2 separate regions of the Homo sapiens genome follow, and region 2 is linked to region 1. The links are chromatin loops, found by intact Hi-C in ENCODE. Cell type or tissue: HepG2. All regions are shown on one strand. Links, peaks and the distances in the headings refer to the core of each region. The heading gives the core; the rest is flanking DNA. Region 1 has its middle 140 kb from the start of MIR4468. Region 2 has its middle 110 kb from the start of TRIM24.

The links. Peaks named below come from ENCODE experiments on the same cell type or tissue, not always from the same donor. Only the 100,000 strongest peaks of a DNase experiment are listed, where the experiment ranks them.
Region 2: a loop joins it to region 1, with 22 times the contacts of the local background. A loop is called at or near these places in 2 of 110 quality-filtered maps.

The regions. Positions count from the first base shown.
Region 1 is chr7:138,252,820-138,265,412 of GRCh38, reverse strand. No RefSeq gene overlaps it. Among named protein-coding and RNA genes, the nearest start is that of MIR4468, 140 kb to the right of the region's middle. RefSeq lists a silencer at 12,333-12,593. In HepG2, for the core only: no CTCF peak of the experiment used is centred there; DNase peaks (open chromatin) are centred at 7,022 and 7,592.
Region 2 is chr7:138,345,570-138,358,162 of GRCh38, reverse strand. No RefSeq gene overlaps it. Among named protein-coding and RNA genes, the nearest start is that of TRIM24, 110 kb to the left of the region's middle. RefSeq lists a cis regulatory region at 4,708-5,671. In HepG2, for the core only: no CTCF peak of the experiment used is centred there; a DNase peak (open chromatin) is centred at 5,402; H3K4me3 peaks cover 628 bases.

The DNA.
Region 1 (12,593 bases), core at 3,130-11,129:
AGATTCAATGCAATTTGTGTGTACACTGACAATCTGATTCTAAAATTATTTAAAGGCTGGGCATGGTGGCTCATGCCCGTAATCCCAGCACTTTGGGAAGCCGAGATGGGTGAATCATCTGAGGTCACGAGTTCGAGACCAGCCTGGCTAACATGGTGAAACCCTGTGTCTACTAAAAATACAAAAATTAGCTGGGCGTGGTGGCCGGTGCCTGTAATCCCAGCTACTTGGGAGGCTGAGGCAGGAGATGCGCTTGAACCAGGGATGTGGAGGTTGCAGTGAGCCAAGACTGAACCATTGCACTATAGCCTGGGCAACAAGAGCAAAACTCTGTCTCAAAATAAAATAAAATAATTTAAAATGCAAGGACTAAGAACAGCTAAGGCTATTTTGAAGAACAATGTATACGTCTTATTTTGCATTTATAATAAGTATTTTGACTTATTAAAAGTCTTATAATAACTGTGGTCCTCATGATAGTGTGATATTGCTGTAATGGTAGAGAACTTGAGAAATTAAGTAGAATAGGAAATCCAGAAACAGACTCCTGCCTATATGGGCACTTGGTTTATGCCGTCCAGCACAATAGGTCTGTTTAATAAACAGTGCTGGATCAATTAGATATCTATTTCTTAAAAATAAAAAAAGCCAGCTGGGCGCGGTGGCTCACGCCTGTAATCCCAGCACTTTGGGAGGGTGAGGTGGGCGGATCATGAGGTCAGGAGATCGAGACCATCCTTGCTAACACGGTGAAACCCCATCTCTACTAAAAATACAAAAAATTAGCCGGGCGTGGTGGCGGGCGCCTGTAGTCCCAGCTGCTCGGGAGGCTGAGGCAGGACAATGGCGCGAACCCAGGAGGCGGAGCTTGCAGTGAGCCGAGACCGCGCCACTGCACTCCATCCAGCCTGGGCGACAGAGTGAGACTCCATCTCAAAAATAAATAAATAAATAAATAAAAATTTAAAAAGCCCTATATGGCAACATACCGAAATTTAATTCTAGGTTGATTATCGACCCAAATATGACTAACAAAACCAGAAAGCTTTTAGAAGGCAATATAAGAGTAAATCTTGGCCAGGCATGGTGGTTCATGCCTGTAATCCCAGTACTTTGGGAGGCTAAGGCAGGCAGATCACCTGAGCCCAAGAGTTCCAGACCAGCCTAGGCAACATGACAAAACCCCATTTCTACAAAAAATACAAAAATCAGCCAGGTGTGGTGGCGTCCCAGCACTATAGTCCCACCTATAGTCCCACCTATAGTCCCAGCACTCGGGAGGCTGAGACACAAGACTCGTTTGAACCCGGGAGGTGGAGGTTGCAGTGAGCCGAGATCACACCACTGCACTCCAGCCTGGGCGACAGAGTGAGACCCTATCTAAAAAAAAAAAAAGAAGTCTCTGGTTCCTGGTTTCTCAATGTCAGAATTAAAAAATAAATAAATAAATTTAAAAAAATAAATCTTCATGACTGCATTTGGAAAAGTCTCTTAAAAAGAAACACTAACCATAAACAATAAAATTGATAAGCTACATTAAAATGAACAATTTCTGTTTATCAATCACATTATAAAGACAGTAAAAAAAAAGGGGCCACAAAATTAAAGAAAATATTTGAAGACTTATAACTGACAAAGGAATTCTATCTAGATGATATAATGGCTTTCTACACATTGATAAGGAAAAGACAAACCAGATAAAAAATGGGCTATTTGAACAGTCCCTTCACAAAGAAGAAATGCAAGTGACCAACAAACATGAAAAGATACTCAGACTCATTACTAATCAGGAAAATGCAAATTTAAATCACAAGAAGATATCATTGTATACCTACTAGATTGACAAAAATTAAAAATCTGGGCTGGGCGCAGCAGCTCATGCCTATAATCCCAGCACTTTGGGAGGCCAAGGTGGGCGGTTCACCTGAGGTCAGGAATTCAAGACCAAGAGTTCGAGAGCAGCCTGACCAACATGGTGAAACTCTGTCTCTACTTAAAATACAAAAATTAGCCAGGTGTGGTAGCGCATGCCTGTAATCCCAGCTACTTAGGAGGCTGAGGCACAAAAACGGCTTGAACTTGGGAAGCAGAGGTTGCAGTGAGCCAGGATCACGCCACTGCACTCCAGCCTGGGTGACAGAGTGAGACTCTGTCTCAAAAAAGCCAAAAAACAAAAAAACAAAAACCAACCAACCAAACAAACACACAAAAAAACAGAAATCCCCAGAGGCTGGCTGTGTGGGCAGTTTGCAGGAGTAGAACTTAGAGTTGGAGTCTCGTTTGTCTTCAGAAGGGCAGTTGTATTTCTGTGACAACTGTACTTTTCCAATAATACTCTTAATATGTTCTTGGCCACCAGTTGGAATGTGAATTCAAATTTTTCGAAAAGGCACCCAATATGCAGTCTGGGTCCTCATACTCCTGACCTCAGGTGATCCCCCTGCCTTGGCCTCCCAAAGTGCTGGGATTACAGGCGTGAGCCAGCCTCTGGGGATTTCTTTCCCCACATCATGCCAGAAGAGGGCTTCAACAAGATTGTTTAGAAAGATTAGGGGTGCTTACAAAAAAAAGAAATAGACATTTCTCTCCCCTGCTGGGTGTGTAATGAACTGCAAAAACTCATGGGCCCATCCTGGAGAAGTCACTGGAGTATAGCATGGTGAGAAGGTTCTTGGGAAAGTTTGGTATGTGTGCTCTGTAGTCTAGGAGTGTCCATGAGTCTAGAAATTTGTGCCCCCTTCCCTGGAAGACAGAAGGTAATAGAGGGGCTGGCTGCCTATATATCCACCATCTTTCACTGCAAGCTTACATGTGTTTCTTGTTAGTTAATTGGACAAGGAATGATGTCTGGGTTTTTGGTAATCTTATAAGTAGACTATCCCAGAGGGGAGCCTGCTAGAGTGAGAGGACCTCAGAAATAGGAGATGGTGAGTCACACCATCAGAGGCAGCTGCCAGGGTTGGGGAAAGGGCATTACAAGCATACAGCCAGACAGTACATTGCCCACGTCAGGGTTCAAGCAAGAACCTCTCAAAGAGGCCAGGCACGGTGGCTCATGCCTGTAATCCCAGCACTTTGGGAGGCCGAGGCAAGTGGATCACTTGAGGCCAGGAGTTCGAGACCAGCCTGGCCAATATGGCGAAACCCCATCTTTACTAAAAAAAAAAAAAAAAATACAAAAATTAGCCGGGCGTGGTGGCATGCGCCTGTAGTCCAGTTACTCAGGAGGCTGAGGCACAAAAATTGCTTGAACCCAGGAGGCAGAGGTTGCAGTGAGCCAAGATCATGCCACTGCACTCCAGCCCAGGTGACAGAGCAAGACTGTCTCAAAAAAAAAAAAACAAAAAAACCCAAAAAACAAAAAAAGAACCTCTCAAAGAACTTGTAACCTGCATCTCAGTGAGAGAGCCAGTATTTGGAATGCACCACCAACAGGATTATAATGGCACTGATTAAGTAAGTTCTTAGTTCTATCTTCTCTAATTCTTTCCCCTCTACCTTGACCCTGAAGAAAGCAGAGGTAGCAAAGGGAATGCATGGGTGTATTGATTATCTGTTGCTGCAACTTGCAACAATAAAGATTTGTTATCTCACACAGTTTTTGTGAATCAGAAATTTGAGAGTGGCTTAGGTGGGTGCTACAGGCTCAGGATCTCTTGTGACATGACAGTCTAGATTTGGCTGGGATACAGTCATCTGAAGGCTTGACTGGGGCTGGAGAATCTGCCTCCAAGGAGGCTCACTCATGTGCTTGGTGAGCTGATGCTGGCTACTTGCAGGAGGCTTCAGCTCTTTATCACATGCACATGGAACTCATCATAAGGCTGCCTGAGTATATCCCAGGTGTGTCTTCTGGTATGGCCAGAGCAAGTGATCCAGGAAACAGCAAGTTGGAAGCCAAAATATCTTTTATGACTTAGTCTTGAAAGACACATTCCTCATATAGGTCACTCTATCGTTATCCTTATATAGGTCTCTCTTTGTATAGACAATATCCTTTTATAGGTCAGCCATAGTTTATGTGGGAGAGGATTACAATTACGCAAGGGTGTGAATACTGAGACCTGTCTGTTACATGATTATTGCCTGGATAGGCAGTATGGAGAGTGAGGATGAGAAAGTCCTATGAGAATTGAGAACCAGCTAATGAAAGAAAGGACTATTCAGCAACCACAAGTTGGCAGCAAAGTAGGAAATTAAGAAGTTAATTGTCTAAGCCTAATGTAGATTATAACCTGCGGCTGGACAATTTCTTAGCCCTCAGCTTGTGCTAGGCCTGCTGGTTATACTTCCATTGGTATCTTGGTGCTCTTTTTCTCCAAGCCTTAGAGACACACAGACTCCAAGGAAACAGCCTTCATTATTTAACCTCTCCATCGAAAGAACAAAATGAAGACATTTGCCTTGCATTTGCATAATTACAGCAAATACATCAGCAAATCTATTTGTCTCCACCGTTGAAGTAAATGAAGTTGAAGTAGATGAAGATCCAATAGCTTTGCATCTCTTCTCCACTCCCACCCTTGATGTGCTACCATCTTCCTGCTAGGACTATAGGAACAGATCTGGCAGCTTGCCCTCTTGCTCCCAGAGTCTCATCTTCACACAAAGCCAGGGAGGTCCTTTTAAAACATACCCAGATCACCTCACTGCCCTGGTCAACCTCCCCAGTGGCTTTCCTTCTCACTTAGTAAAATCTAAACTTTAAAATACCATTCTCTAGCCAGAAAAAAAGGTATTCTTTCTTACCAAGCACCCCCACTATACAAGCCTCTGCTGAAATCTTTTAAGAGGCTAACTGTTTAAAAGAAAATAGTTTGTTAACACGCGGTTTTCTATTTTTTTACTAAAAAAAAAAAAAATTTTTTTTTTAAGAGCCAGGGGTCTGACTCTATTGCCCAGGCTGGACTTGGACTGCAGTGGTGCAATCAACATGTGGCTTATGGCAGGGTGTGGTGGCTCACGCCTGTAATCCCAGCACTTTGGGAGGCTGAGGTGGGTGGATCACCTGGGGTCAGGAGTTGAGACCAGCCTGGCCAACATGATGAAACCTGGTCTCTACAAAAATCCAAAAAATTAGCCGGGCATGATGGTGGGTGCCTGTAATCTCAGCTACTGGGGAAGCTGAGTTGGGAGAATCGCTTGAACCCGGGAGGCGGAGATTGTAGTGAGCTGAGATTGCACCATTGCACTCCAGCCTGGGCAACAAGAGTAAAACTCCATCTCAAAAATAAATAAATAAATAAAAGAAAAAAAGAAATGCAAAAACCTGAAAAGACACCTCAAAAGGCCAGTCTTAGGTTCTACAATAGTGATGTTATCTGCAAGAGTAATTGGGGAAGTTGCAAATCTTATGACCTCCGGAATAATGACTGGTAATTATTTAGAATTCAAGCCCCTCTCATTAACTTGGTAGCCTTTCATTAGTTTTACAAGAACAGTTTAGTTTTTGGTAAGGGCTAATGTTATTTAAACTGTAAACTAAATTTCTCTGGAAGTTAGCTTGACCCACGCCCAGGAATGAGCAAAGACAGCCAGCCTGTGAGGCTAGAAGCAAGATGGAGTCAGCCATGTCCGATTTCTCTCACTGTTGTAATTTTGGAAGGGCAGTTTCAAAGGGTCCTCAAGCTCTGAAAATATAACTCAAGTTGATTTAGAGCCAGTTGTTTTATAATGTTGTCAAGTTACAGGCTACCATGTAGAAAATTGGTAAGGTAAAGCATTCTTCTTTTCTGTTTACATCAAAGTTCTGCCTCCCTCCTATAAGGAAAGTTGTGATTCCATTTGGCCCACACCAATAATTCAGGATAATCTTCCTAACTCAAGATCTTTAACTCAATGGCATCTGCAACATCCCTTTGCACTATAAGGTGACACTCAGAGTTTCTGGGGATTAGTATGTAGACACTGTAGGGATGAAAAGGTATAACACATTTTCTTCACTCATTTCAAGGTCCTGTAGTGTTCTTTCTCTTGGCCAGTTCCCCTTTGGCCATTTCTTTTCCCCTCCCCCTTCATCTACTCCCTTCTACCCTCTTATCAACTTTACACTCTTGGCTCACTCTTTGTTCTCAAAATAAAAGCTCGCTTCCCTACTTTTCTTTCATAGTAGCCCTCAGGAAGAGCCTAAATCTTTAACATAAAAAATAAATTGACTTTTCTCCAGGGCAGGGAGAATTCAACCAATTTCTGTAATCCACCTAAAGAGAAAGCGAGGCTCCCTTTCCATCCTGGAAAACAGTCTTCTCCTCTTCTCCTTCCTTCCTCCACGTGGACTCAAAGATTCTGAAACGAAAAAACAAAGCAATGTTTTTCATACTTAAACAAACCAACCAACAGAACAAACTGAAGTGAATTGTAACTGCCCAACGGGTTCATCTTGTCTGCTTCCTAGACAGAGCTGATTTGTCAAGACAGGTGAATTGTGATACAGGAAAAGTAATTCACACAGAGCTGGCTGTGTGGGCGACTGAAGTTTTGTTATTATTCAAATCAATCTCCCTGACAATTTGAGGACAAAAGTTTCTTGTTTTCTTTTGTTTTTGAGACGGAGTTTCGCTCTTGTTGCCCAGGCTGAAGCGCAATGGCACAATCTCGACTCACTGCAACCTCTGCCTCCCAGGTTCAAGCGATTCTCCGGCCTCAGCCTCCTGAGTAGCTGGGATTACAGATGTGCGCCACCACGCCCGGCTAATTTTGTATTTTTAGTAGCGACGGGGTTTCTCCATGTTGGTCAGGCTGGTCTCAAACTCCCGACCTCAGGTGATCCGCCCGCTTCAGCCTCCCAAAGTGCCGGGATTACAGACATGAGCCACCGTACCCGGCCAAGGATAGGAGTTTTTAATGATAATTTGGTGGGTGGGTGGGTGGGGGGCAGTGAATCCGAGGTTCTGATTACTCAGATTGGAGATGAAATCATAGGAGTCGAAGCTGTCCTCTTGCACTGAGTCACTTCCTGGGAAGGGGCCACAAGACCAGATGAGTGGGATTATCTGTCTGGGTGGTGCCGGCTGATCCATCAAGTGCAGGAGCTGCAAAATATCTGAAGCACTGATCTTAGGTTTTACAGTAGTGATGCTATCCCCAGGAGCAATTTGGGTAGGTTTAGAATCTTGCAGCCTCCAGCTGCATGACTCCTAAATCATAATTTCTTATCTTGTGGCTAATTTGTTAGTTCTGCAAAGGCAGTCTTGTCCCCAGACAAGAAGGGAGTTTGTTTTGGGAAATGGCTGTTATCACTTTTGTTTCAAAGCTAAACCATAAACTAAATTATTCCCAAAGTTAGTTTGGCCTACCCCCAAGAATGGACAAGGACAGCTTGGAGGTTACGGACAGGATGGAGTCAGTTAGGTCAGATCTCTTTCACTGTAATCATTGTCTCAGTTAGAATGTTTTTCAAAGGCAGTTTCATAATCTTGCAAACTCAAGCAGGAGGAAGCATAATGAAAGAGTTTTTGATGACTTTTGAGTCATGTTAAACATGGTCATTTTGAGGGAAGAGAGAGGAAGGAACTGGTTAGGCAAATAGTTAGGACAAGTCCCGTGGTAGAAGTCCTTTTATCAAAAGAGCAACCTGGAAGAAATCAAGCTGTAAGTGCAGATAAGGAAGCAAGATCCAACACCTTTATCTCTTGTGCAACCAGCTAGCTCCAGTTATATACGATGGGTTCCTTGAGCACATTCCTTTCCTTTTTGGGCATACTCAGATAAGGGAACTTGCACAAGGGGGCTTTCCTAAGACAGGCCTGCAGCTGTATAGATAAAAATGTTACGTAGAACCAGACACGTCGGCGGTGGAAAATTCCATCTCCTGACACGTGTGCAGTAAGGGAAATGAAAGAATATGGAGTAACTCAGGCTTAGGACCCACATGCACACTAGAGGGGTGGGGTGGAACTAACAAGAATTCATGCCTTATCCAACTCGACACCCAGCCCTAACTAGTTTTTCGTACCCTATGCAGATGAAACACCCTGCCCAATTAACTTGTGTATTTTTAATTTAATTTAATTTATTTATTTATTTCGATATGGAGTCTTGCTCTGTCGCCCAGGCTGGAGTGCAGTGGTGCGATCTCGGCTCACTGCAAGCTCCACCTCCTGGGTTCACACCATTTTCCCGCCTCAGCCTTCCGGATAGCTGGGACTACAGGCACTTGCCACCATGCCCAGCTGATATATATATATATATATATTTGTATTTTTTAGTAGAGATGGGGTTTCATCGTGTTAGCCAGGATGGTCTCAATATCTTGATCTTGTGATCCACCCGCCTCAGTCTCCCAAAGTGCTGGGATTACAGGCATGAGCCACTGCACCCAGCCAACTTTTTTTTTTTTTTTAATTATTTTATTTGAGAGAGGGAGTCTTTCTCTGTCACCCAGGCTGGAGTGCAGTGGGGCAATCTCGGCTCACTGCAACCTCTGCCTCCCGGGTTCAAGTGATTTTCCTGCCTCAGCTTCCCAAATGCTGTGACTACAGGCATGCGCCACCATGCCCAGCTAACTTTTGTGTTTTTTAGTAGAGATGGGGTTTCACTGTATGTTGGCCAGACTGGTCTCAAACTCCTGGCCTCAGGTGATCCATCTGCCTCCACCTCCCAAAGTGCTGGGATTACAGGTGTGAGCCACAGTGCCTGGCCCCAATTAGCTTGTTTATAAAAGCATTTACATCCAGCTGTGAAACGACAACCCTCTTGGGCCACCTCTCTGCTGCAGAGAGCTTTCTTCTTTCACTTATTAAACTTTTGCTCCAACCTCACCCTTGGTGTCCATGCTCTTTAATTTTCATGGTCGTGAGACAAAGAATTCTGGGTAGTACATCAAGCAACAAGACTGCTCCAGTAACCCCAGACTGCTTCAGTTTAGATGAAGGAAATTCTGCCAGTGTGTTTCTGACATTTGAATAGCATAAAATACTTATAATTCTCAATTTTGTCTCCAGAGTTCCAGACTTACATATCCAACATCATATTGAACATTTATGCTTTATAAGGATAAGATGCTGAAATTTTCTTTGAGGAGGGAAGTAGTTGCCACCTGATCCTCCTTTCCTTAGTGTGTCTCCTTGAAAACATAATAGACCTAATGTGAGGCCCCATCTTTGGCTTTTATGCTGCTAAGACATGAGCCATCTGGTCCTTGCAACCATAAACATCTACCTCTGAAATTAATTAAGAAATCCCGGGGCCAGGCATGGTGGCTCACGCCTGTAATCCCAGCACTTTGGGAGGCTGAGGTGGGCAGATCACAAGGTCAGGAGATTGAGACCATCCTGGCTAACATGGTGAAACCCCAACTCTACTAAAAATACAAAAAAAATTATCCAGGTGTGGTGGCAGGCACCTGTAGCCCCAGCTACTCGGGAGGCTGAGGCAGGAGAATGGTGTGAACCTGGGAGGTGGAGCTTGCAGTGAGCCAAGATCACACCACTGCACTCCAGCCTGGGCAACAGAGCGGGACTCCGCCTCAAAAGAGAGAGAGAAAAAAAAAAGAAATCCCTCAGAAGACAGAGAGGAGATAATTGAGATAATTATAAGGCATGTCCATGTATCTGTCAAGGAGCTAAGACAGAGGGTCTGTATTAATCAGGGTTGTCTAGAGGGACAGAACTAATAGAATATATATATATGTGTGTATATATATATGAAGGGGAGTTTATTAAGTAGTATTAACTCACATGATCACAAGGTCCCACAATAGGCCATCTGCAAGCTGAAGAGCAAGGAAGCCAGTCTGAGTCCCAAAGCTGAAGAACATGGAGTTCAGTGTTTGAGGGCAGGAAGCATTCAGCATGGGAGAAAGGTGTAGTCTCAGAGGCTAAACCAGTCTAGTCTTTTCATGTTTTTCTGCCTGCTTTATATTCTGCCTGCAGTGGCAGCTGATTAGATGGTGCCCACCCAGATTAACGGTGGGTCTGCCTTTCCCAGCCCACTGACTCAAATGTTAATCTCCTTCAGCCACATACTCACAGACACACCCAGGATCAATACTTTGCATCCTTCAATCCAATCAAGTTGACACAATATTAACCATCACAAGTCCACCCCTTGTCAACTGGAACCCATACACATCTCCTGAGATTGTACATAATCTTAAGATAAAGACAATAATAAAGTCATAATTATGACTAACATAATACAACTGTCCTTCTTACAACCAGAAATGCACCAATCCTCAACCCAAATGCTATTACATAAAGTTAACAATACTTAAATACTGATATGAAGTCAATAAATCTTATGTCACATGATAAAGGAAAAAGGAAATAAAATGAAGATATTTTCCAAGTACAAGTGTATACATGCACAACCATGTTTTTAACAAAGGAAGAAGGAAATACTCATGACAATTACAGTTTTCCTTTCTGCAACAGGTCACATAGTCATAGCTGGTATTAATGACTACCTTCTTTACTACCCATTCTGTATTCCCTTTGCCTTCAGCAAGCAACTCAGCAGGTTGTGTTTTTTTCCTGGTGGAGTGACCAAACTTTCATTCCTGAAGGGTCTGGGCCATTTGTAGTTCTGCCTGGATTGGGCTGTTGTATAGTTTCCCATTGACCTTTATCACAGGGCATGGTAATACAAAGAGATGCCCTAGTGGATCTCCCGTATTCTGTGCATACCCTTCCTTACCTCCATTGTGGAGCAGTAGACTGACTTCATCTTGATAGCTCAGGTCAATCACTCCGGCCAACACTGTAGCTCCCTTTTTAGCCTGTTGACTTAAAGATAGGAGGAGCCCAAAGTGTCCACGTGGCAATCTTTGTTGTGTCTCTTGGTGGCAGCATTTCTCCCTCTGGAACTGTGACCTCTAGACTAGTAGATGTCGCGGAAATAAGAAGCAAAAACTTTGCTAGTGGATCACTAGGGGTGATGGTGAGTGGTGCCACTTCCACTTTCACCCCTTGATTCCTGGACCTGTGAATCCTGGCTATGGGAGAAATAGTACCATGTATTGGATGCTGATTCAGAGCATACATGGCCTTCTGGGGAACTTTGCCCCAGACTTGAAAAGTATTGTCACCTAGTTGGCATTGTAATTGTGACTTCAAAAGGCTATTCCACCGTTCTATCAATCCAGCTGCTTCAGGATTACGGGGAACATGGTAAGACCAGGGAATTCCATGAGCATGAGCCCACTGCTTCACTTCCTTAGCCGTAAAGTGAGTGTCTTGATCAGAGGCAATGCTGTGTGGAATACCATGATGATGGATAAGGATGTGAGTCCACGGATGGTAGTCTTGGCAGAAGCATTGCATGCAGGATAGGCAAATCCATATGCAGAGTAAGTTTCTATTCCAGTGAAGACAAACCTCTGCCCTTTCCATGATGGAAGAGGTCCAATATAATCAACGTGCCACCAGGTAACTGGCTGATCCCCCCTAGGAATGGTGCCATATTGAGGATTCAGTATTGGTCTCTGCTACTGGCAAATTGGGCACTCACCAGTGGCCGTAGCCAGGTCAGCCTTCGTGAGTGGAAGTCCATGTTGCTGAGCCCATGCATGACCTCCATCCCTACCACCGTGGCCACTTTGTTCATGGGCCCATTGGGTGATGACAGAGGTGGCTGGGGAAAGAGGCTGGGTGGTGTCCACAGAATGAGTCATCCTATCCACTTGATTATTAAAATCCTCCTCTGCTGAAGTCACCCTTTGGTGAGCACTCACATGGGATACAAATAACTCCACAGTTTTTGACCACTCAGAGACGTCCATCCACATACCTCTTCCCCAAATTTCTTTGTCACCAATTTTCCAATCATCCTTCTTCCAAGTCCCTGACCATCCAGCCAAACCCTTGACTGCAGCCTATGAATTAGTACGTAATCGCACATCCGGCCATCCTCCTTCCATGCAGTGTGCACAACCAGGTGCACTGCTCAAAGTAATGCCCACTGGGAAGATTTTCCTTCACTGTTGTCCTTCAGGGATGTCCTAGAAAGGGACTGTAGTGCTGCAGCTGTCTGCTTTCCGGTGGTGCCTGCATATCATGCAGAACCATCTGTGAACCAAGTCCTAGTCTTCTTTTTCTCTTTCAACTGATCATAGGGAGCTCTCCATGAGGCCATCGGTGCAGGCTAGGGGAGACAAGGCAGGGTGGCAGGAAGGAAGACCATAGGCATTTGAGCCACTTCCTCATGTAACTTACTTGTGCCTTCAGGACCTGCTCGAACCCAATCATGTATATACCACTTCAATTTGATGATGGAACGCTGCTGTGCACCACTAACTTTATGGCTAGATGGGTCAGAAAGCACCCAATTCATGATAGGCAGTTCAGGTCGCAGGGTGACTTGATGACCCACCGTCAAACGTTCAGTTTCCACCAAAGCCCAGTAAGAGGCCAAGAGCTGCCTCTCAAAAGGAGAGTAGTTATCTGCAGAAGACAGGAGAGCCTTGCTCCAAAATCCTAGAGGCCTCCGCTGTGATTCACCAATGGCGGCGTTCCAAAGGCTCCAAATAGCATCCCTATCTGCCACTGACACCTCAAGCACCATTGGATCTGCTGGGTCATATGGCCCAAATGGCAGAGCAGCTTGCACAGCAGCCTGAACCTGCTGCAGAGCCTTCTTTTGGACTCCACTCAAAC
Region 2 (12,593 bases), core at 787-8,786, 95 kb before region 1:
AAAACTACAAAAATTAGCCAGGTGTAGTGGCGGGTGCCTGTAGTCCCAGCTACTTGGGAGGCTGAGGCAGAAGAATTGCTTGAACCCAGGAGACAGAGGTTGCAGTGAACCGGGATTGTGCCACTGCACTCCAGCCTGGGTAACAGAGCGAGACTCTGTCTCAAAAAAAAAAAAAAAAAAAAAAAGAAAAGAAAAGAAAAGAAAAAAAGAAAACACCCTTTAAGCTGTTAGGACTTCATTCTTCTGGTATGTGAGACATTTTCTGGGGGTGGCAGTATTAACTAATCAGAAGCTGCAAAACCACATCATGAATGGCTGGGCGCCATGGCTCATGCTTGTAATCCCACAACTTGGGAGGCCGAGGCGGGCGGATCACGAGGTCAGGAGATCGAGACCACGGTGAAACCCCGTCTGTATTAAAAATACAAAAAATTAGCCGGGCATGGTGGCGGGGGCCTGTAGTCCCACCTACGCGGGAGGCTGAGGCAGGAGAACTGCATGAACCTGGGAGGCGGAGCTTGCAGTTAGCCGAGATCGCGCCACTGCACTCCAGCCTGGGCGACAGAGCGAGACTCCGTCTCAAAGAAAAAAAAAACCCATATCATGAATGAGATGCAAAGTAGGGTGTTTCTCGCCCTCCCGCCTGCTCTGGCCAGCCTCTAATGCCTGCGTTTGTACAGAGCTGGCGGATCTCCCACCTTCATTTGTCTTGATTTTTTTTTTCCTTGCAAAAAAAGCAGACACAGGCAGGGAGGCAGGGAGGGGCAAAAAGGTAAACAGGACCACTCCTTGGACTGGTACTGAAGCAGGCGCTGCGTTTGTTTCTTGTGAGGCATCGGTTGATTCTTTTGTTAAAAAAAAAAACCTGGCCGGGCACCCTTGCTCACTCTTGGAATCCTAGCTCTTTGGGAGGCTTAGGTGGGAGGATCACTTGAGCTAAGGAGTTCGAGACCAGCCCGGGCAATATGGTGAAACCCCGTCTCTACAAAAAATACAAAAATTAACTGGACTTGGTGGCGAGCACCTATAGTCTCAGCTCTGAGTGAGGCTGAAGTGGGAGGATGGCTTGAGCCTGGGAGATCGAGGTTGCAGTGAGCTGCGATCACCACAGCCCTTATCCTGGGCAAAAGAGAGACCCTGTCAAAAAAAAAAAAAAAAAAAAGCCCCAGCCAGGGCTAGGCACAGTGGCTCAAGCCTGTAATCCCAGCAATTTGGGAGGCTGAGACTGGAGGATTGCTCAAGCCCAAGATTTCCAGACCAGTCTGGGTGACACAAGAAGACCCCATCTCTCCAAAAATTAGCTGCGCTTGGTGGCATGCACCTGTAGTCCCAGCTGCTCAGGAGGCTAAGGTGGAAGGGTTGCTTGAGCCCAGGAGGTGGAGGCTGAAGTGAGCTAGGATCCTGCCACTGCACTCTAGCCTGAGTGACACAGCAAGACCCTGTCTCTAAAAAAAAAAAAAAAAAAAAGACAAATGACAAAACAAAACAAACTCCTTGAGGGTGAGTTTGAGAATTCGGGTAGGAGTGGGAAGGAAGCACTCCACATGGAAAGTTTGATAAACTGGGCAGTGAAATTTACTTGAAAACTCTTGTATGGAGGCTTCCTCTACTGGCACAGTGGGTTTTCCTCACATTAGTACTTAACAGGGATTGGCAGAAAGCCGTCTGTATTGCCCTTGAAAGTTTCAACAGCTGAGGCCTAGAGACAGGGCCTGATCAGCAATGCTGTCTGCAGCGGACAGTGCTGCTAAGGATCCATTGCACTCTTTTAATTAATTAACTTATTTAATATTTATTTATGTACTTTTTATTAGCAGACCTGTGTAGTATCCAAATCACACTGTCTCTACTTCTGTTGTGGGCACATATAAAAAACAAATGGAGGCCAGGCGCGGTCATCCACGCCTGTAATCCCAGCAATTTGGGAGGCCTAGGTGGGTGGATTACCTAAGGCCAGGAGTTCGAGACCAACTTGGTCAACATGGCAAAACCCCATCTCTACTAAAAATACAAAAATTAGCTGGGCTTGGTGATACATGCCTCTAACCCCAGCTACTTGGGAGGCTGAGGCAGGAGAATCGCTTATATTCAGGGAGGCAGAGGTTGCAGCGAACCGAGATCATGCCACTGCACTCCAGCCTGGGCGACAGAGTGAGACTCCATCTCAAAAGAAAAGAAAATGTTCTAAATATAGATTGTGGATAGTTGTACAGCTTCTTAGATGTATTAAAAACTCTTGTGCTCTTTAGACAGGTGAGTTTAATGATATGTATATTATATCTCAAGTTGTTAAAAATGTAACAAAACCCTTTAAATTATAAAAGAAAAGAAACACACACACATAGATGGGCTTACTTTAAACTTTATAGATCTTCACTTGCATAGGATCTATCCACATTCCTCTGAGGAGTCCTAGCATTCCTCTGAGGAGTCCTAGTAAGGTATTGCATTTTCGTAAAGATCGCAAAAGTAGAATTTTACACCATTATGTTAAGACTATTTTCTCTTTTCACTGTAGCTTCTCATGGTGGTATCATTGAAGTGGTTATAGGCATTTTTGAAATCGGGCAAGAGGGAAGACGAATTGGGGCTATATTTAGGCCTGATTTAATGGAATATATTTACATGTTTTGTAGTTAGTTTGATAAATAATAATGATCTGTGATCCTAATGTCTCAAAATGGAGTTACTCATGTTAGGTGGAATTAACACCACAGTAAAATTGCTCTTCTTTACTTTTTTTTTTGTTTGAAATGGGGTCCCACTCTATTGCCCAGCTAGAGTGCAGTGGTGCAATCATGGCTTTAGCTCAGTATAGCCTTGAACTGCTGGGCTCAAGCCATCCTCCTGCCTCAGCCTCCCCAGTAGCTGGGACTACAAGTGCACGCCTCTGCACCCAGCTATTATTTTGATTTTGTTGTTGTTGTTTTGAGATGGAGTTTACTCTCAGCCTCCCCAGTAGCTGGGACTACAAGTGCACGCCTCTGCACCCAGCTATTATTTTGATTTTGTTGTTGTTGTTTTGAGATGGAGTTTACTCTTGTTGCCCAGGCTGGAATGCAATGGTGCAATCTCGGCTCACTGCAACCTCTGCTTCCTGGGTTCAAGCGATTCTCTTGCCTCAGCCTCCCAAGTTGCTGGGAATTTTTTTTTTTTTTTACTGCTTTTTATACAGTAATTGTATTGTGGGCCTGGCATGGTGGTTCACGCCTGTAATTCCAACACTTTGGAGGCTGAGGAGGGAGGATTGCTTGACTAGCCTGGAAAACATAGTAAGACCTCATCTCTACAAAAAATTAGTTGGGCACGGTGGCACACTTGTAGTCCCAGCTACTCAGGAGGCTGAGGAGGATCGCTTGAGCCTCGGATACCAAGGCTGCAGTGATCTATAATCGCACCACTGCACTCTAGCCTGGGCAACAGAGTGAGACCTTGTCTTAAAAACAAAAACAAAAACAAACTGGCCAGGTGTGGTGGCTCATGCCTGTAATCCCAGCACTTTAAGAGGCTGAGGTGGGTGGATTACTTAAGGTCAGGAGTTTGAGACCAGCCTGACCAACATGGTAAAACCCCATATCTACTAAAAATACAAAAATTAACCAGGCATGGTGGCGTGTGCCTATAGTCCCAGCTACTTGGGAGGCTGAGATGGGAGAATCACTTGAACCTGGGAGGCGGAGGTGACAGTGAGCCGAGATTGTGCCACTGCCCTCCAGTCTGGGCAACAGAGTGAGACTCCATTTCAAGAATCAATCAATCAATCAATAAATGATTAGCTGGGTGTGGTGGTATACACCTGTAGTCCCAGCTACTTGAGAAGCCAAGGTGGGAGGATCACTTTAGCCCAGGATTTGAGATTGCAGTAAGCCATGATCACACCACTGTACACCAGCCTGAGTGACACAGCAAAATCCGTTAGAAAAAAAAAAAAAAAAGCTGGCTAGGTGTGGTGGCTTAGGCCTGTAATCCCAGCACTTTGGGAGGCTGAGGTAGGTGGATCACTTGTGCTCAGGAGTTCAAGACAACCCTGGGCAACATAGTGAGATACCCATCTCTACAAAAAAATACAAAAAAATTAGCTGGGCGTGGTGGCAAGTGCCTGTAGTCCAAACTACTTGGGAGGCTGAGGTGGGAGCATCATTGCACCTGGGAGGTGGAGGTTGCAGTGAGCTATGATCTTGCCACTGTACTCCAGCCTGGGTGATTGTGTCTCAAAGAAAAACTAAAAAGCTAATGCTACCTGTTTTAGGTTTTGGATACAAAGGCACTTCGTTTTTAGGTAACAAAGTTTGTTCTTTGTTATTTTTTGTGTGTAACAATTGAGGACTGCAAGAACTGGCTCACACCTATACTCTTAGCAGTTTGGGAGGCTGAGGTGGGAGGATTGCTTGTTCAGGAGTTCCTGGGAAACATAGCAAGACCCCATCTCTATTAAAAATAAAATAAAAAATAAAAATTAGCCAGGCATGGTGGTGCATGCTTGTAGTTCTAGCTACTTGAGAGGCTGAGATGAGAGGATCACTTGAGCCTAGAATGAGGCTACAGTGAGCCATGGTCATGCCACTGCAATCCAGCCTAAGTGACAGAGCGAGATGCTGCCTCATAATATAAAATAAAATAAAATAAATAAAGCAAAATAGAGCTGTGAAAAAGTCTCCAGAAGAAGAAACACACAATTCAACCTCCACACTAAGAGAGTTAACTAATCTCCAGTAGGGCTTCTAGTGGCCAAAGGCCATGCCCCGGGATAACCCAGCCCCCCTTACATTTCTGCCTGTAAAAACTTAAGGTTGCCAAAAGAATTTACTGTTAGTTGCAGCCAAAACCTGATGATAGACCCCTGACCTCCTTTGTCTTGGACCATTTACCTTTGAAATCTTGCAATTGTAAATCCTTTCTCTGTCTTTTTGAGGTGTATATCTATTTTCTTCAACTGTGGAATATGTTTTTCAAGGACCTGGGAGCCATCCCTTTGAAATATCATTAGGAAAGATAAGGCCCCTGTCTTCCAGTCTCTGTGGAAGCGTAGGAGCCTAACTTTGATAAACACCAGTTGGTGGACAGAGATGGCCTGATCATGTCCCTTAAGGCCCTTCAGTACTTTTCCTTTAGGACACACCTGGTTTGTGTGGGTGAGGGGGAGGGCTTTGCTGCAAGAGGGCTTGCCTGGGTGGGTCTGGCTTGGGATCCTTCCTGAGGTTGCTGTCAGAGAATGGCTGGGGCTGCAACAGCATGGGGCTAGAGCCGCTGGGGCCGGCCCTCCACTCTCTCACTATCTGGCCTCTCCAGGTCTCACCATGCGACTGGGTTGGGCTAGTCCGGGCCTCAGGGTAGTTGCACTACTTATCTAGCAGTTGCAGATTTCAACAGTGAGTATTCTAGTGAGCAGGGCGGAAGCTGCAATGCCTCGTCTGATCTAACCTTGAAAGGCAATGAGTCACAAGTCAGCCTGGAGTAAAGGGGAGGAAAGTAGACCCCATTTCATCATAGGAAGAATGTGAAGGCCACATTGCAGATGAGTACAAAGGATGGGAGATAACGCTGTGACCATCTTTGAGGAATGCCGCTGGCCACAATCATCTACTTGGCCAGCATTCAGATTTAATATGTTATATATTGTCTTTTATAGCCATAAATATTAATACTTCTTTGCCCCTCCATTTTCTTTTGGAATATTAGGCTCTCTCCCTTATTTGTGGGAGTTTACAACATTTTAGGCATTTGTCCAGGGCCTATAAAGCTGGGAGAAATAGGCTGGGTGTGGTGGCTCATGTCTGTAATCCCAGCACTTTGGGAGGCCGAGGTGGGCAGATCACCTGAGGTTAGGAGTTGGAGACCAGCCTGGCCAATATGGTGAAACCCATCTCTACTAAAAAATACAAAAATTAGCCAGGTGTGGTGACGGGCGCCTGTAGTCCCAGCTACTTGGGAGGCTGAGGCAGGAGAATCACTTGAACCCGGGAGGCAGAGGTTGCAGTGAGCCGAGATCGAGCCACTGCACTCCAGCCTGGGCGACAGAGCGAGACTCCATCTCAAAAAAAAAAAAAAAGCTGGGAGAAATAGAGAAATAGGCTATCTATATACACTGATAGAAATCTGTGTCTTTGAGACCTTTCTGACTGAATTCATGCTCTGGGCCACTATGACTGCCAAATTATCTTCATTATTAGATCTAGCATTTAAGCCCAGGGACTTCATATGACTCTTAGCAGTGAATAAAACCAAACAACAATGACAAAAAAAAAAAAAAAAATTCCAGGGACACCAGCCCCTTGAGATTTTTATATTTGCCATTTTAAAAATAATGCCATTAAAAAATAAATTGTTAATAAGATATGAAAATTAAGAACATTAATTTTTCTCTCTTTGAAAATAATTACATAGAGATTAAATTAAGAAAGAGAAGATGGCCGGGTGCAGTGGCCCACGCCTGTAATCTTAGCACTTTGGGAGCCTGAAGCAGGTGGATCACTTGAGGCCAGGAGTTTGAGACCAGCCTGGCCACCTTGGTGAAACCCCATCTTTACTAAAAATAGAAAAATTAGCTGGGTGTTGTGGTGCACACCCATAGCCCCAGCTACTTGGGAGGCTGAGGCAGAAGAATCACTTGAACCCAGGAGGTGGAGGTTGCGGAGAGCCAAGATCATGCCACTGTACTCCAGCCTGGGCAACACAGCGAGACTCTGTTTCAAAAAAATAAAAATTTAAAAATTTAAAAATAACATAAAAAGGAGAAGGTGAAATTAGTAGTGTCAAGTTTGAATTTTGAAAACTCTAATTAAGAATCTCAATAATTTCTTGATAACAGACAATATTCACCCCATAAGTCTATTTAGAGAAACACAATCATGCAAAGGTAGGGTTGTTTTCAAAGATTTTAAAATTCACACCCTCTCCCACTTTTAATTATTCACAGAGTATCAGTAAGAGAGACAAAGAGATCTACCTCCACCCAGGTAAAATCCCAAATCTGAGTCTAAGAGACTTTTGGAGACTCCTAAGTCTTATAGGATTGGCAGATTTGTTTGCCTGTGTATAGCAATAAACCAATACACTGAGACAGTGGGGTTTGCAGCAGAGAAGGAGCTTAGTAATCCCAAGGCCACTGAGTGAGGAGAAAGATGGAATCCTCAAGTCTCAAATCCATCTCTCCAAGGAGTTCTGGGGAAAGGTTTTTAAGTGGATCATGGATGATGAGGGGCTGGAAAATTGGGGTCATTGATTGGTCAGGGTAAGGAGGATGAGATCATTAGGTAGAAACTGCAATCTTCCATGAGTCAGCTCCTTGCTGGGTCCTTCAGAACAGCTGACGTCAGTAGTTTTATCAGTGAGCAGAACCTAAAAGAGAAATTGAAATGGAAAGCTTACTTCACAATGTCTTAGATTTTATCTATAGAACAGAAAATGAACAGAGTCTTGTGACAAGGGCTACGTTATCCTGGGGCAGTAAGCAGCAACAAGCTACAAGGAAGTGGGCAAAAGGGCAAGCTGGCTGAATGATTACTGCTGATTATGCTGCAAGCCTAGTTGAATTTTATTTTTTTTCCCTTAATCAGTTTTATAAAATTTCCTTGGCGATGGTTTCATAGCAGATGAGTATAGCTGGAAGAGTGTTGCCCAGGCTGGAGTGCAGTGGCACGATCTCAGCTCACTGCAACCTCCACCCCCCAGGTTCAAGCCATTTTCCTGCCTCTGCCTTCCGAGTAGCTTGGATTACAGGTGTGAGCCACTGTGCCCAGCTAATTTTTGTATTTTTAGTTAAGATGGGGTTTCACCATGTTGGCCAGGCTGGTCTTGAACTCCTGACCTCAGGTGATGCAACTGCCTCGGCCTCTCTAAGTGCTGGGATTATAAGCCTGTGCCACTGCTCCTGGGCTTGGAAAAGTGTTCTTATGGAATCCTCAGGAAAATCAGTCTGTGAAGCAGTTCCATTTGATCAGAATCAGAATATGGGATGCTTGAGGGTTTTTTTTTCAATCTCCTTGAGTGTGTTTTATGTGTACTGCAATGAATGAAAGCCTAGACTGTCTATTGCAGCTATTGGATGTTCACGTCGATGGAGGTCCTGTCTTTCCCCATCTCCAATCCATCTGTGCAATTCTCTGGACAGAGAGGGTACACTTGACAGAGGGTTTTCACTTGGCACTGTACTCATGTTCTCTTTTGGCACATTTTCAGTCCTACTAGACTTAGGCTTATATTTTTTGGCAAGTGTGTTTTTCTCTAATCATTTTAGTGTTGTCTGTCACAGAGCTGAATTTGTACCATATATAATCTCTATATTTTGACTGACACAGTTTTCTACTCTAATTTTTACACATAACATCCATATGCATAAATAGTCTCTGTACAGTATTTCTGAGAGTATTTCTCAGAGGAAGCGTCACTGTTGAATATTGAAGGTAAAAGCTTCTGAGGCCTTGAGAGAATGAATAAAGTTCCTGAAATAATTTTCTACTACAATTCTCTTAACTCCATCTACAAATATAACTATTGTCAACACTTGGCTCTGTATTTTTCCAGTCATTTATTTCTCAGAAAATATAGACAATTTTTTTTTTTAGATAATTGAGGTTATATTGAATATACTACTTTGTAAGTATCTCTTTCCTATGTTATTACATATGTTTTTATTTTTTTCTCTTAAGAAACTCACGGTTAAGTTCTTTTTTTGTCAATAGCTTATTTATGTCATTTGCCTATGTAAAAATTTTAAAAATGAATTATTGTTGAGTTGCTTTTGCTATTTTTCATTTGACATACTGTTTTCCTAATCTTTTTTGTTGTTGTTGTTGTTCTTTTGAGAAGGAGTTTCACTCTTGTTGCCCAGGCTGGAGTGCAATGGCGTGATCTCAGCTCACTACAACTTCCACCTCCCAAGTTCAAGTGATTCTCCTGTCTCAGCCTCCTGAGTAGCTGGGATTACAGGCATGTGCCACCACACCCGGCTAAGTTTGTATTTTTAGTAGAAACAGGGTTTCCCCATGTTGGCCAGGCTGGTCTTGAACTCCTGACCTCAGGTGATCCACCCGCCTCGACCTCCCAAAGTGCTGGGATTACAGGCGCCAGCCACCAGGCCTGATGCTGTTTTCCTAATCTGTTTAGATTGTTTGTATCCATCAGATTTGCTGTATAACAAATTATCCAAAAACTTAGTGGCTTAAAATAAGGAATATTTGTTATTTCTCAGGACTCTGTGGGTTTGGCTGGGAGGATTTCTGGTCTGGACTGGTTTGGCAGATCTTTAAGGTCAGCTGGCAGATCTCTAAGGTCAGCTTGCAGCTCAGCTGGGGCCATGGTCTAGGGTTGGCTGCACACAAAAGTGAAGGCAGGGGCCAGGCGCAGTGGCTCACGCCTGTAATCCCAGCACTTTGGGAGGCCAAAGCAGGCGGATCACCTGAGGTCAGGAGTTGGAGACCAGCACCGGGTGGATTCAGCTATTTCTAACTTAGCATTTCTCAACATGTATTCAGGACAACATTAAGTATATAACAATTTATGCTGCTTGTAATAAAAGTCAATATATTTTGAAAAGTTGTATGAAACACTCCCCATTTGAAGATTCATGCATCTTATTTAATATCCTATATCAAAGTTTTGAGAAGTCTTGATGTAAATATACCTGCTTAACTCTGATTTAGTGTTTCACAAACTTGTTTTTCAAGTCACACTTAACAGTGTTCTTGAGAATACAATTTAGCACATATGTCCGTAGAAGAATGGCCCTTGGACAAGCAGTATTTCTTCTAAAATTAAGAATCGAGACCAGTCTGGCCAACATGGTGAAGCTTCATCTCTACTAAAAACACAAAAATTAGCCGGGCATGGTGGTGGGCACCTGTAATCTCTGCTACTCGGGAGGCTGGGGCAGGGGAATCACTTGAGCCTGGGTGGCAGAGGTTGCAGTGAGCCAAGATCGTGCCATTGCACTCCTGCCTGGGCAACAGAGCAAGACTCTGTCAAAAAAAAAAAAAAAAAAAAAAAGAATAGAGACTTAATAACAGCATTGCCCATGTAAGGATTGAGATCTCCAGAAATATTAGTCGTCAGAGTTTAGAACACTTAAAAATGAAGAAAAAATGTCTTAATAATCAGTGCACAGCTTGGCAAGAAGTATTTATTTAACAAGACATACCATATCCTTTACAAACAAACCAAGTAAGAATGGAGAGAAATTAGGTATTGTTGATTAAGCAAGGAAACATTTTAAAAGTTTTCCCTCAATTAAGAGAGTTAAACATGTCTGGTTCTTGCTTTCTTCTAACATTTTTTTTTCTCTACGCAGTTGGCAAATAAAAGAATAAAAGTTTTAGAAATGGGCTGGGCTGAACCTAGGAGGCAGAGGTTTGCGGTGAGCCAAGATCACGCCATTGCACTCTAGCCTGGGCAACAAGAGCGAAGCTCCATCTCAAAAAAAAAAAGAGAGAGAGAAAAGAGAAAAAGAAATGGGCCAGGCATGGTGGCTCATGCCTGTAATCTCAGCACTTTGGGAGACTAAGGTGGTAGGATTACTTGAGTCCAGGAATTTGAAACCAGCCTGGGCAATGTAGAAAGAGCCTGTCTCTACAAAAAATAAAAATAATTAGCTGGCCATGGTGGCATGCACCTCAAGTTCCAGCTACTTGCAGGGCTGAGGTGGAAAGATTGCTTAAGCCCAGGAGGCTGAGACTGCAGTGAGCTGTGATCATGCCACTGCACTCCAGCCTGGGTGACAGAACAAGACCCTGTCACACACACACAAGGAAAGCTTTAGAAGTTAGTGAATTAATGTTCTAAAAATGTAGTTCATCCAAGGTAGTTTTCTCTGAGGGAGAAGGGGCGGAAGGGACGGGGTAGCAGGCAATAGATAGCTCTCATGGGATAGGATGTTGATGAAAAAAAGAACAATTTCTATCCAGTGAGGAAGACATTTAAAGATTTATTTTGTGGTAGTGGTGGTAAGGAATTCTTGTTGGCCTTGTGCACTTGTAGTCTGTGTATATTTATTGTTTTCTGAATTTTTCCTTTGGCTCACTCTATTATAGTATTGAGATACATGGCTGCAGTTGCTATATTTGGAGCTATTTATTGCATTAGCAACAGCTATTGACATATTCTTCCAGCCCATGAATGATGTTAAAATATACATCAATTTTTTATTTCACTACTCTATTTAATATCCATTGACTGCAAAGTGTGAGACCCATCAATTTTAGATTATGTGTTTCTCACAGAGTAACAAAATGGTTTATGATGGGAATATCATTATCTGGTAAAGCTATGTAGTCACTGCAGAAGTCTTAAAATACACACACACACACACACACACACACACACACACAAATATTATTGAGACCGGGTCTCTCTGCCGCCCAAGCTGGAGTGCAGTGCCATAATCTCGGCTCACTGCAGCCTCAATCTCCTGGGCTCAAGCAATCCTCCCACTTCAGTCTCTCGAGTAGCTGATATTACAGGCACACACCATCACGCCTGGCTAAGTTTTGTATTTTTTGTAGAGACAAGGTTTCACCATGTTGCCTGGGCTTAAAAGTCTTGTTGTTACAATAGGTGATTCCTTTGGCCATACCTGTGTGTGCGTGTGAAATGACATCACATTACAATAATAAAAAGGTATTGTTTCTCTGAGTCTCTTCTTATTTGCTGATGATTTCCAAATTCTCTCCAACTGTTCAGGAGTTCTCTAGGATGTGCCTAGTGTGTACGCGGGAATGCAATCCTCCCAGCTTCTGTTTCCTCCAGCATGTCCTCAGAGGCACATTCTCTCAGTTCTAATATGGTAGTCTCCACTGGCTGTCTCCTTGCTCTGGCTGCTGCTGTAACATTCCCTGCTGACGCTTCTCAAGTCAAAACATACACTCTTCTGGCTCGTTGCTCAGGTAGAAGTTATGTTCTACATTTCAATATGCTCACAGTACTGAATGGGAGCATCGTCAATTAAAGATGGTCATAATTTCTTTGCTTCTTCTCTCATTGAGAGGTACAGTCTAAGTCCCCCACTCCTTGAATCTGGCTGGCTCTAGTGGCTTACTTGACCAATACAATGTGGCAGAAGTGACATTCTAGGACTTATTAGTCTAGGTCGTAAGTTTGCACCTTTCAATTGGGCATCTTGAAATGCTTGCTTTGGGGTAAGCCAGCTACTGCAGAAGTCCATCTTACCTGTGACCACTATGTTGTGAGGAAGCCCAGGCCAGCCACCTAAGAGGCTGCAAGGAGAGAGAGCTCCTTCCATGCTCTTACTGTTCCATCCACACCAGCATGTTCACCAGATATAAGAGTGAAGGAGTCATCCTGGTCATTCAGTGTTGGGGTGATCAAACCCAGCACCAGGTCGTTGAGGCAACAAAGTCTGGTGGAGTCAAAGGAATGAGAAAAAGTTTGAGAGAGAAAGTGGGACCAGGGGGCCATTGTGAGTGTGGAGGCTGCAAAGCCTCCGAGCTCTGGAAGCCCATGCTATTTATTGGTGCTCAAACAAAGGAACAGGTGGTGAGGATGTGGGGGTTGAAAGGAAACAGTGTATCAAGTGAATGACAAACATATGGCTACTTGAGATAATGGGAGCGCTAGAAGCAAGGAGCCAGCAAGTCTAGCAG